Linked DNA regions of Homo sapiens: regions 1, 2 and 4 are each linked to region 3. A link is a contact called in ENCODE Hi-C or POLR2A ChIA-PET data. All regions are on one chromosome and are shown on one strand. The core of a region is the stretch at or near the end of the contact, and the rest is flanking DNA. Distances in the headings are between cores, read along the strand shown.

Evidence for each region. Hi-C counts contacts between places; a loop is a spot of excess contacts on that map. ChIA-PET counts read pairs that join two places held with the same protein, here RNA polymerase II (POLR2A). Pooled maps may share reads with other maps.
Region 1: a loop to region 3 is called in a map of OCI-LY7, with 4 times the contacts of the local background. The contact joins two enhancer-like sites. A Hi-C loop is called at or near these places in 1 of 168 maps with a recorded cell type or tissue (OCI-LY7), 2 of 37 single-sample maps with no recorded cell type and 2 of 50 pooled maps.
Region 2: a pooled map shows a loop between it and region 3 (9-fold over the local background). The contact joins two enhancer-like sites. A Hi-C loop is called at or near these places in 1 of 37 single-sample maps with no recorded cell type and 4 of 50 pooled maps. POLR2A ChIA-PET finds 5 or more read pairs at or near these places in 2 of 52 experiments (BJ and activated T-cell).
Region 4: a pooled map shows a loop between it and region 3 (13-fold over the local background). The contact joins two enhancer-like sites. A Hi-C loop is called at or near these places in 2 of 37 single-sample maps with no recorded cell type and 7 of 50 pooled maps.

Annotation. Positions count from the first base shown.
Region 1 is chr12:94,256,784-94,259,731 of GRCh38, reverse strand. PLXNC1 (plexin C1) reads right to left here. Exons shown (of 31, transcript NM_005761.3): 18 at 357-395; 19 at 1-122. Among named protein-coding and RNA genes, the nearest start is that of PLXNC1-AS1, 82 kb to the right of the region's middle. Within about 2 kb of position 1,576, at least 2 of the 41 ENCODE cell types and tissues checked have a DNase peak (open chromatin) inside an H3K27ac peak, as active enhancers do.
Region 2 is chr12:93,589,925-93,593,246 of GRCh38, reverse strand. It overlaps a transcript of SOCS2 not described here. Among named protein-coding and RNA genes, the nearest start is that of SOCS2, 19 kb to the right of the region's middle. RefSeq lists an enhancer at 1,567-2,126. Within about 2 kb of position 1,811, at least 32 of the 41 ENCODE cell types and tissues checked have a DNase peak (open chromatin) inside an H3K27ac peak, as active enhancers do.
Region 3 is chr12:93,847,414-93,850,689 of GRCh38, reverse strand. CRADD (CARD and death domain containing adaptor protein) reads right to left here. Exons shown (of 3, transcript NM_003805.5): 3 at 1-720. The coding sequence ends at 419. Among named protein-coding and RNA genes, the nearest start is that of CRADD-AS1, 110 kb to the right of the region's middle. RefSeq lists an enhancer at 1,631-1,730 and a silencer at 2,647-2,696. Within about 2 kb of position 1,834, at least 11 of the 41 ENCODE cell types and tissues checked have a DNase peak (open chromatin) inside an H3K27ac peak, as active enhancers do.
Region 4 is chr12:94,207,382-94,210,534 of GRCh38, reverse strand. PLXNC1 (plexin C1) reads right to left here. Exons shown (of 31, transcript NM_005761.3): 5 at 831-945. Among named protein-coding and RNA genes, the nearest start is that of PLXNC1-AS1, 32 kb to the right of the region's middle. RefSeq lists enhancers at 1,827-2,086, 2,737-2,806. Within about 2 kb of position 1,759, at least 12 of the 41 ENCODE cell types and tissues checked have a DNase peak (open chromatin) inside an H3K27ac peak, as active enhancers do.

The sequences.
Region 1 (2,948 bases), core at 327-2,826, 410 kb before region 3:
TCCTTCACAGAAAAGTTCTTCTGCTTTTCAAGGGTGTGGATGACAGTAACAAGAAAGCTTTTATTACAGATTAGGGCATCCAAAGCTGTGAGACTTTCATTCTTGTCGTTGGCGTCTCTGTTCTGATAAAAAGAAAAAAATATATAGTATAATACAAAATCATATATAAGTTTAAAGTTAGAAAGTAGACCCACAATGGGTTTTCCAAGACAATGAATTATTCAATATTGAATTCATGATCCAAAAAAAACCCACAATAAAAATTCAAAGTAATAATAATAGAGATGATAGTGATGATGATAACACTATGAACATCAGGCAGTCACTGGGCTAAAAATGAAAACGTAGAGACTTACATGCATATCTTCAGTGAAGATGTGGGTGAAGCCACCTGACTGAGAGGAAGGAGACACTTTTATTATTCATAACATCCAAAGGAAATGAAGAGTGTATTTTTGTTATAATACCCAAGTCCGTTTTAATAAAGTAGAGACACTATTTGCTAATCTGAAGCGCCCCTGGGTTTATGGTGGCTGCGTATTCTCTAATACATAATAAATAATTATTCAGCTTTCAAGAAACGCCACTGAATTCCGAAAGCCTCTAAGAATAATAATTATCATGGCATTAGTTCCAGGTTTGGTAGATGAAGGTATCATCCCACGTTTTAGAAGAAGTGATTTAAGAGTTAAAGAAGGGGTCATTGATGAAGATTATGCAAATATCAGACCCCTCTTCAAGCAATTTACCTTCTAAAGATAAAGACTAAATTACGTTGTTAAGTTTTACAAGTCTTACCTAAGTAGCATCTACTGTTTCAATACACAATGATATTGAAAGACAGGGGGTAGTTAAAAGCATAGAATCTGGACCAAACTACTTGGGTTCCAGTCCTGGTTTTAATCACATACTGGTCACATGACGTGGGATGTGTTACCTAACCTCTCTGTGTCTGACTTGCCTCATCTCTGAAATGGGGACAGTAATGGTTCCCACCTCAGAGGTTTAGTGTGAAAATAAAATGGGTGCAGAGTAAGTGCCCTGTGTCAGTTATCATTACTGGTTTTATTCCTAATTTATAGCAAACTAGACCACAATGCTATCACCCCACTGGTTTCTAAATGCTAGGTAGCTCTGGAATATAAAAAGGGTTTATAGTGTATCATCAATCTTATTAAAAATCAATGGTTAAACTTTAAAAGTATGTTAAGCAATACTTTAAGTCCACAGAATGAGACTCTAAACTCAAAACATTCAAGTTTTTCTTCTTTTTTGATAATAATAGAAACTTTGAGCTAATTTTATATCTTGTGAAGTAAATTTCTTCTGTAGAGAATTTTGCTTCATAGTTTCAAATCTGCAAGCCCAAGCAAAAGACCTGAAACTATTTTGGCCATATCCTCCCCTAGTAAAAAGCAAAAAAGCCCCAAAAAAACAAACCAAAAAAACCCCCAGACCCTAGGTTTGCATTTTCTGGTTCTTAATATTTTTCTGCTGAACCAACTTCATGTAAATAGACAGGAGAAACAGGTTGATTCTTAATCGTAAATACGGAAGTGCCGCCCTGGTTCTCTCTGTGTGTTTTTTTGTTTGTTTTGTTTTTTTGAGACGGAGTCTTGCTCTGTCGCCCGGGCAGGAGTGCAGTGGCGCGATCTCGGCTCACGGCAACCTCTGCCTCCCGGGTTCAAGCAATTCTTTATTTTTTTTTGAGACGGAATCTCCCTCTGTCGCCCAGGCTGGAGTGCAGTGGCGTGATCTCGGCTCACTGCAACCTCCGCCTCCCAGGTTCAAGCAATTCTTTTTATTTATTTATTATTTTTTTTGAGACAGAGTCTCGCTCTGTCGCCCAGGCTGGAGTGCAGTGTGGCGCTATCTCGGCTCACTGCAAGCTCCGCCTCCCAGGTTCACACCATTCTCCTGCCTCAGCCTCCCGAGTAGCTGGGACTACAGGCGCCCGCCACCATGCCTGGCTAATTTTTTTGTATTTTTAGTAGAGACGGGGTTTCACTGTGTTAGCCAGGATGGTCTTGATCTCGGGTTCAAGCAATTCTCTGCCTCAGCCTCCCGAGTAGCTGGGATTACAGGTGCACGCCACCATGCCTGGCTAATTGTGTATTTTTAGTACAGACGGGGTTTCACCATGTTGGCCAGGCTGGTCCCTAACTCCTGACCTCAAGTGATCCACCCGCCTCGGCCTCCCAAAGTGCTGGGATTACAGGCTTGAGCCACCGCGCCTGGACCCGTGGCTCTCTGAGTTTTAAGGCTGCTTCCTCCTTTCATTCAAATTTCCCTTTTCTTCAGCTTAGATCCTCTGCCTACCCTTATTTCTTCTCCTACTTTATGCAAAGCAAAGAAGAGTCAATAAAATAAAAAGCAAGGCTTTAAAAGCCAAAACCGACAGGCAGAGCAAAGAACCCTGGCCTCCTTTGAGAACCTACAATCTCCTCTGGATTTTGCCTGTTGCTTTTTTGTAGGTGCTGAACACCCAAATCCTACCCCCACAGCCCCCAACCTCCAGGCCTAGAGGATTCGGCTTCTGATCAATCCATAAAGAGCCTAATTAATACCAGGACTTATCTGCAGCCTGGAATGCATTTAAGTGGCATTGTCTTCTTACGATCTGTTTCCCTGTTCTATCTTTTCTTAATTATTATAAAATCAGTTTTGACTTAGGTCTTCTTGAAAGGGTTCTGACAAATTTATGCATGTTTTTTCCTGGGTTCTCTCCTTTAAACAACTTCTGACTTCAATTTTTATGACTTTCCCAGTTGTTTTTCAAGATTATACACAACACTGAGTTAAATCAGTTTGCCTCCTTTGCAACTATCTCTCTTCTCCTAAAATAAGGTAGCATTGTTCCTGGGATCTTTTTTTTTTTTTTTTTTTTGGAAACACTCAACTTGCAACAGTGTTCCTTTACATTCATTACTCTATCTTGTTCTTGATTA
Region 2 (3,322 bases), core at 562-3,061, 260 kb after region 3:
AGGATCTAGATATAGAGTCGGGTCAGCGTGATAATAATCTTAGGCAAAGCTAATTCCCTCTCCAGAACCACCTTCCAGTTGTAGGAAATCAGTTTCATTGTTCCTAGAACTGGCCACCCAATCTGGTGTCAGGAGTGGGTGCAGAGGATAACTGGTATGAAAAGAAACAAACACAAAAGGGGAGAGAGAAGGCAGGAAACCAGGATAAGGGGACAGAGAGTAGGGAACTGGAGAAACTTTTACTATAGTTGTGCTTAATCGATGTCCTTTGAACAGAACTAATTGAAGATGATATTATTACACATACCAAAAAAAAAAAAAAAAAAAAAGCTTTCTCAGTCCTACCCTAGGGTTTTTAAAGACAGCTGTCTATGAAGCCACAGTCAAGGCATAGAGCCATGTGCCTGTCCCATAGCTGTGAATGTCTCTGATCAAGGCTGGGACGAAGTTGTTGAGGCCTTTCCACTAGGTTTCTCAGACATCTTTTCTAGAATAGAGATTTAACTTCAAGGGCAATTAATTAGCAAATAAACAAGTTTATTCGATCTCAATGGAAAATATGCTGTTTAAAAATGAACAGTATTTTAAGGAAAACCCTCAGCTATGTGTACAACTTGAAAGACAGAATTTATTTCCATCTGAAATATGCATGGGAACAACCTTTTGGGAATGTGATTTGAAAGTAAATATCTATTAAAATGTTAAGTGCCATGTACCCTTGGGCCCCAAAGTTCCACTTCTAAGAATGTACTCAACATATATGTTCCCATAAGCACACAGCAACAATTAGCACACAGATTTGTACCGCACCGTTGTTTGTAATAGCACGAAACTGGGAACAACCTGTATATCCACTAGCAGGAGACTGATTCAATCAGTAATGGTACATTCATATCATGGAATATTGTGCAGCTGTTGAAAAGAATGAGGCAAAGCCTTATGTTGCCATGAAGATATAAATAGATATATAGAGAGAAAGGTAGACATAGAGAGTCCAAATATTAAATTTTAAAAGCAAATTGCAGAGCAGAAAGTATAGTACAATAATATTTGTGTGTGCTTTAAAACATGATTTAAATAGAGGCTTCGACTGCATTAAAAAAATTCTGGAACAATAAAAAGGAAACTTTTAATAATAGTTACCTCTGGGGAGTGGGACGGGAGTTGGACAATTTTTTCATTTTGTGCACTTCTGAACTGACTAAATTTTGAACCATGAGCATGTTATCACTTTTAGAATAATTGAAAAACTAGCTCCTAAGAAGAGGTTGTATTTACCCTGCATTAACAAAAACAAAAGGGATGCTCTTATCTGGGACAATCTATAGAAGCCACATCCCTGGCCACATTCTCATATACGGTCTAGTGAGACCCTTAAGACTACGTGAAAAGATTAAAATAACCCATGAGATATGCGGCAAAAACATTGCACCCAGCCGTCTGCTCTCAATACCACACTCATCTGGTGCGCTTCCAAAGTGAAACGCCTTGACGTTGGTCAGCCTGTGACCGGCTCCTTGCTGCCGACGCTGGGTTACATAAGGTCCTGGGAGACCCGAGCGGCGCCCCGGACGCGTCTGGGAGGAGCCGCCACGCCACAGCTCCGTGGGGCTCCGCACTCTACCCTGGCCACAGACAAAAAGAACTTCTGCTGCATCACCCCGTGGCGCCAGGATCACTTCCCTCTTGAGAGACAGTGTGTGCACATCGTAGACGCTAGAGCCAGCCCCTGCAGGAACTCCGTTTGAAAATTCTTCAAGGAGAAATAACCGAAACTCTGAGATTCCTCTTGCCGCAGACAGACAGACAGACAGCCACACACGAACGCACACACGCTTTCTCCTCGCTCCCATCTTGTTCATTCTCCCTTAACTAGTTCCTAGAAATATCTAGCCGGGCTAATTCATTTCCGTTCCTTGTATATGTAAATCAAGGTCAAGTCGCTTCCAGTATCTCGGGCTGAGCCTTGTTTTTTTTTTTTTGTTTGTTCGTTTGTTTTTTTTTTAAAAAACACCTCCCTTTCTAACCATAAAAGCTCTCTCTTCTGGCGCTTCATTAGCCTAGTGATTAAATGTCAAGTCTCCCGAACAAGCTGGATTTGAAGGTCTGTAACGTAACTACTTCTTCCAAATCGAAAATGTTTACTCTCCTAAAATTTATATTTCAATAAAGCGTTAAAAAAAATTAGTCATTTTGTTCCAAGAGTGTTCGGAGGCTAAACTGCACTGCCAACAAGTAAAAACTTGTTATCCAGACCATTAGTGTTAAGGGAAAAGCCAGTAAGTTTAAAGAAAAAGTAACTCATCATATTACCAGGTAATCACTCTCATTTCTTCACTAACAATACCTAATTTGCTCTTCAAATAATTATAATATAAATGAAGAAAAGGATTGTACTTTTCATGTGTACACTGGGAAGCTAACTTTTTTTTTTTTTTTTTTTTTTTTTTTTTTTTTTTTTTTGAGGCGGAGTCTTGCTCTGTCGCCCAGGCTGGAGTGCAGTGGCGCCATCTCGGCTCTGCCTGCTGGGTTCAAGCGATTCTTTCTGCCTCAGCCTCCGGAGTAGCTGGGATTACAGGCACGTGCCACCACGCCCAGCTAATTTTTGTATTTTTAGTAGAGACAGGTTTCACCATGTTGGCCAGGATGGTCTCGATCTCCTGACCTCGTGATCCGCCCACTTCGGCCTCCCAAAGTGCTGGGATTACAGGCCTGAGCCACCACGCCCATACGGGAAGCTAACTTTTAATAGTTCGTTTCTCCTAAACTCTGCTCTCCTCTCCAAAAAAACTGTTCTTGTTAGAACAGTAAACAGCAATCAGACTCAAATTAATCCCAGAGTAGTCTCTCTGGTTACCAGATTGAGAAATGTTATTGGAAAATAAAAGGGAAAAAGTGCCTTTTTCTAAAATCTTGGGTGCTAGTCTTGCGTCGGTAGCTAAAACTGTATTTTACTGTATCAGTAATGCTTAAAAGTCCAAATACAGTACTTGCTTATTCTTTTTTTTTTTTGAGACTGAGTCTCGCTCTGTCACCCAGTCTGGAGTGCAGTGGCGCGATCTCAGCTTACTACAACCTCCACCTACCGGGTTCAAGCCTCCTGAGTAGCTGAGATTATAGGCGCGCACCACCACACCAGGCCAATTTTTGTATTTTTGGTAGAGATGGAGTTTCATCGTGTTGGTCAGGCTGGTCTCGAACTCCTGACCTCATGATCCGCTCACCTTGGCCTCCCAAAGTGCTGGGATTACAGGCGTGAGCCACCACACCCGGCCTGGAAGGTCCATCTCAACAATCCAGTACTTTGTCAACCATCTCAGCT
Region 3 (3,276 bases), core at 585-3,084:
AAGTCCACAGTTCAGTCCTCAGACAACATTCAGGTAAATGTTTTACATATGAGACACCTGCCTGTAATGTGATGACATGAGATATATATATGGATATATATATATATGGATATATATTTTGAACCACTGTGATTTACTAGTCTATTAAAATGCCATTACACATTTAAAAACTGAACAATTACAACAATGCAATCTTCAAGCAATTAAAAACAAAGAATTGTTGAGCCAACATGGGAGATCTGCTGAGTAATCTGGCCTTTCAAGTAATGTCTAGTGGAAACCCTGTTTTCTCCTTCCATCTGAAGATCATCAAAAATAAAAAACAAACCTACACAAAAAACCACCTGCTCTGAGTGAAAGTCAGGATTCAGCCCACATGACTCAGGGACACACTCCCCAGCGGTTGCTGGAGGCACCATCACTCCAACATGTGCAGGAGCAGCGAGGGGTCCACCTCCACAGCCCGCAGCCCGTTGTGCAGGCTCTGGAAGGTGGCCTGCTTCCCGAAGCGCTGCCGCCAACGGATGAAGGCCTCCACCACCTGCGACTGCACGTTGTGGGGGTGGTTGGCCTTACAGCGGTAGATATCCGTCTGGGACAGTCCCAGAGACAGCACCATGGGCTCCCACTCAGGGCCCAGCCTCTGGGCCAGCTGGTTAATCTGCCGGTCTGATGGGGAGCTGTTGAGGATGTGCGAGGGGATCCCAGTCAATCTGTCACCTGAGGAGGAAAAAGACACCCCGGTGAAATGAGCAAGGCAACAAACACATCATTTGGGGGCAGAAATGAGAATCGTGGGGAGAAGAAGGCAATGCTTCCAAATGGCAGAGCCAATTGGCTCTTGTCTTCTTCCTGGGGGCTGCTCTGTACAACGCCATGATTCAGGGCTTCAATGCTGTTAAGTATCTGTGAAAATGTTTTTACAGAAACTTTTTTTTTTTTTTTTTTTGAGACGGTGTTTCACTCTGTCACCCAGGCTGGAGAGCAATGGCATGATGTTGGCTCACTACAAACTCCACCTCCTGGGTTGAAGTGATTCTCCTGTTTCAGCCTCCCAAGTAGCTGGGATTACAGGCAACTGCCACCATGCCCAGCTAATTTTTGTATTTTTAGCAGAGACAGGGTTTCACCATGTTGGCCAGGCTGGTCTTGAACTCCTGACCTCAGGTGATCCACCTGCCTTGGCCTCCCAAAGTGCTAGGATTACAGGCGTGAGCCACAGCACCCTGCCTGTTACAGAAACTTTGAAAGCAACAAAATAAAAATAACTAGAAATCCCACCAGAAAAACTCATTGATAATAACTAGTCTATTTTCTTTGATATATAAAACACACATGAAGGGTTACCTCGTACATGCTGCTTTGTAACAGGCTTTTTTCACTTCTATCCCTTTTACTCAAGGCCAGGCAAGGCATTCTGGGGGAATTCAAGAATGGCTGCACAGACCCCAGCTCCCTCTGGCACTGTCTGTGGCCTTAGTGATGGGGCCTGTTCCAAGGCTGGGAATGCCCCTCCCTGCAGGAAAGGCACGTGCTAGAGGACAAAGGCTAAACCAAACAGCTACCCTCGCCGATGAGGTTGAACTTGAAATATTACCGAGAAAACGTGTAGCTGCTAACAGAAGCCAGAGCCAAGAGGGCTGCTGAGAACAAAATAAACCTAAGAGGCCATAGGGTAGCAGGAAGGGAAGAGAGCGGGGTTTGTTCATAGCAGAGGCCACAAGAGTGGAGTTACCGTTCTGGCAGAGCCCAGAAGAGGAACAGGAAGTATGAGACGGGGCAACGAGGAAATCTGACCTTACACTTCCTGAACTAGATTCTTATTTGCCTGAGGCCAGTCTGCTAAGAAGCATGACATTGAGTGAATGGTTATAAATGTGCCCAGCAAAACCAGTGAGCAGTGCCTTTGGTTATACAGAGGAGCTCCTAACTTCATTAGGGAAGGCCTTCCAGGGGAAGGAGGCTAAAGCTAAGCCCTGAACACTAGGAGGAGGAGCTGGGTGATGAAGGAGGAACAGGGCGTGGCGCATCTCGAGAAGAGAGAATTGCATGTGCAAAGGCCCAGAGGCAGGAGAATCGCAATGGAGGAAGTGAAAGGCACTCACAGCAGCCAAGTGCAGAGATTGAGACGGACTCCAAACATCCAAAGTCATTTGCTAGGTTCAGACATTTGTTTGACAGCACAGTACACTATACTCCCATCCATCAGCATCACAGGGATTCAGGTCAGTCTACTTCATGCTCATCAGTCCACTATTGTGTTTTGATTTATGATTCAATAAGAAGGCAAAGGCACCTTATTACAAGAGCTGATGTTTTCCACAGCCCATGTCTTTGGCCTCTGGGCAGCGGCCAGCACCTTAGAGATGAGTTGCAAAAATATTGTCAAGGGCTCTTTCTGGTGTTTGTCAACACTACAATTTAAAAAACAATGACTATGACGCAATTAGAATACTGATGACACTACTGATCAATAGTTGAGATTAACAGCAATGATTTTACGGCTTGTATAAAAACATAGGCTCATTAAAAAAAAAATAAAGCAACAGAAAACAGCGCAAAGAAGAAAAGAAATCATCCAATATCCCGCTATTGTGTTTACAGTTGGTGACCATCATTCTGGATATCTCTGTATGCACATACACTGGTAGAAGGCTAGATAGAGGGTAATGGGTTCATTTAAAATGATAACATATGACCTTTTCTTTCCAGTAAGAGCTATGTAATTTTGTTTGGATGTAACAGAAGAAAAAGCAGAAGTGAAACAAAATGACATTCTGACCAGCGGTTACAAGTTAACATACTTGAAAACATACACACACACAATTTAATGCACAGAAAAAAGTTACGAAAACTCAAGGGTTAACTGCATGTTTTTATAGAAATACTCTATAATTACTTTACATTTCCTCTCCACTTCCTCACACTTGATTTTTTTTCACTTACATAATTTTTATTTTGCCAGATGCCTAATAGTTATACATTTCTTTAACAATCATCCATGCCCCCTTGCCCCATTGTTTAGTCCTAAGGTGGCATTGTAATGGTTGAATGCTCACCAGTGTTTTGTTGTTGTTGCTGTTGTTACTGTTCTTCATCTGTGGCTTTTCTACTCCTGGGTCTGTTCTTCTGATTTGAGTCATTTGGGTCAATTTCATCACAGGGAGGTTTTTTTTTTTTTTTTTTTTTTTCAAGCAATGCTCATGACTGCCATAGTCTCTTGACTTCTTTCAGGTCAAGGCATCCTGCTTATTGCCTTCACTGGAATAATAACTT
Region 4 (3,153 bases), core at 510-3,009, 360 kb before region 3:
GGCATTCAAACAGAACACAGTGAGCTCAACAGACAGGTCAGCTGGCTGCTGTACAGTTATTCATAACAGAGGACTCTGTACAATTATTCATAACACAAGAGCCGTCATTAGGGAGAAAATGCCTCCTTATAGCACCACTGAGACTGCAAGGCAGGAATTCCCTTTTTCCGTAGGGCACGGTTGGCGTGTGCATTTGAAAATGCTTAAATATGCTCCTTGCTCCCTTCTCTCATCCAATGACAGGACTGATGTGTTGTCAAGAGTGGTGCTGCCATAGCAAGGGTCCACTGGCTTTCCAAAGGACCTCACTTGCAATGGTCACTGCCCATGTTGGTCTTCTCTCCATCGCTACCAAGACTGTTGGAAGCTATGTTCATAAGATGGTTACTGGGGAAGCCTCAACACATTAGGATAAGGGACCATTACACTAAACAAAATTCTGCAATTAAGCCACCTTTAAGGTATCTCGTTGACCATGAATCTGAACCTCTTTTTTCTTTATTTTCAAAAGCAATATGTATTTCTACAACATTAGAAGTCCAACTTTTCTTCCAGTTCAACCATTGAGGGTCATCTTCAGCTCCACAAGACGACAAACTCCATGAGAGCAGGCCCATGATGTGACTTGGTTACCGCTGTATCCCCAGCACCTTGCAGAGTGGATGGCATCTGGTGGGCACTCAATATTCGTTAATGAGTGCTAAATGAATGGAGTGCTATCACTAAGCATGTTTGATTGCTAATGGATATTTTACACACAGAAGAAATTTAGCATCCGCTGTGCAAAATGAGACAATACAACGAGGACAAATTAAAATCTTTCCTCTTACCTTTTCTTTACTGCTTCGAATTATCTGAATTTTAGGGCACTTTTTTGCTCCAGACGAAATATCCAGCCAGTTTTCTAAGTTCTCTGAATGTACACAATCTCCTTGAAAAGTGCACCTAAAAAAACGAGGCAACAAAACAGCGACCCCATACGTGTGTTAGTTAAAACAGCGACCCCATACGTGCATTAGTTAAAACTTTCTTATACTTGGCTTCAGTACAAAATGCCAGACCTTGTACAGTGGATTATTGATTTGAGCGAGAATAGGAACATGATGCTAAAACCATGAAAAGCAACAAGAAAACAGCAGAGCATTTTTTTCCATCATGTCTAGGAGCAAAGAACAAATGTAGACAACATGGTGAACTTCGACTCCTGAGCCATCTCTCAAGATGACATCGCCAAATATATCTGAAACACATCCTCCCATGGATTCTGAAATAGGGAGCTCCCTTTTAGAAATGCCTAGCAAAGAACAGCTCAAGGAAGAGTTCACATATTGTATAAATTTTAGGTTTGCTATTCATTCTCAGAATATCAACCTATTGTGTAACTTGATTTTGTTTAAAAATAATAACAAAGTTACTATTTTGTGCTTTGCAGTATGATAATTAAATAGAAAAATTTCAAGGGCAGAGTCTGCCTAAGAATTTGATAAGACATTCCATAACCATCTGCTACATACCATTTATTTAGACAGATACCAAATTATATCAAAAGATATAGGTGAAACATTTTTCCAGGGCCATTTTCCCAAGTCAGCCAGCTCAGAGGCTGACCCAGATAAGTCTTAAGCTGTGGCCAGGGCCAACTACTTTGATAAAGAGATGCTCAGAAGCTGAGTGGTGAGATCACTGGCTTGCTTGATGTGTCAGTCACTCTAGGTCACACTAACTTGGGAACCCTTGCCTCACCAGACGGGGCACCAACCTGGCAAGAAGAACAAATACCAACAGCACGTTATCGCCAAAGGGTGTTGGACTCCACAGATATTCCATTGAATAGCATCAAGGAAAGAACGAAATATTTCTAGTACTACACCTCCTCAAGGCTGAAGATTAAAATGCAGGGGTGGTAAACCAGTGATGGTGAATTTTTAAAAGAAACTGAAAACACATGAATCATGAGATTGAAAAGCAACCAAATGATGACCACATTCAGCTACGGGGAGTCCCGGAGGGGATCCGAGCGGAATGAGGAATGGATGGGCCCAAACAGTGTATTTGGCTTCCTAAAGGTTTTATTTTTTCTCCTTTCTCTACTCTCTCTCTCTTTCAATTCTTAAGAATTTAGGCCTCATGGCTTCATCTTTGAGCTCTGTGTTAATTTGAATATGGCAAAAATAGAACAGGAAGTCAGTGAGTTTCACTAAACGTCATCCCCAAGCACAATACCTTTAGCATGTCACCGGCTTCTGACATTTGGGGAACCCTGCTCCCAATAAGCACATCTGTGTTCCACCTCCCACTACATCTGTGTCAGTTTCTTCTCCAACATTATAACCATGGGGATTTTCATCGGCAATTCTCCAAAGCCATAAATTTATCTGACCCTTGATGGCTAGCTCATCCGTCAAAGACATTAAGTTCAAATTAAACCGCCTGTCAATGTCAGAGAGAGTTTGCAACGGAGAGACAAGCACTGCTGGATTGAAAAACAGAATGACGAAGCTGGTTCTTTCGGTTGTATCTGAAATAGATCATGACTGTCAAAAACTCCCTGCCTCTCATGGGCACTCCGGTTTGTGTAAGGCACTTCCTCTGCCTATAAGAAAAAAAAAAATAAGCCAATTCCGAAGAGACTGGAGTACAAATATTTTTGTTGGCTCTTAATGCTGCCTGGGAGTCAAAGCCTAAGGCTGCCAAAAAAACAAGTGTAAAATATTTCATACAAATAGTGCTACAATTTGCCAATTTGTAGGCAGAAAACAGTAGTGCCACTGAGTTATCACTCCCTTTTCTGAACTCCTATAGCATTTCTTGTCAGAAGTACATATTTCGGTATTTAATCATATGCTGCCTCGAATTACAACTTAACTATTTCATAAGTCTATCTCAGTTCTCCCCAAGTAAGCTCTAAGCTCCTCAAAGAAGGGAGAAGGTCTTTAATATTTCTTTAGCAAATCCCTCAGTGTCTGGCAGCATGATATGCAAATACTAGGGTTTCAATAAATATTTTTGAATGAAAGGATGAAATATGAAATCTCTATAGGTCTTTTCTGTTGCTGATTTTTCTTTCTAGAGTTTTAATTCATGTCTGACTCCTCCTCATGCCAAAGAGACTATTTTTAAAACAAGCAAAAAGTTTAAATCTGGGGACAAATT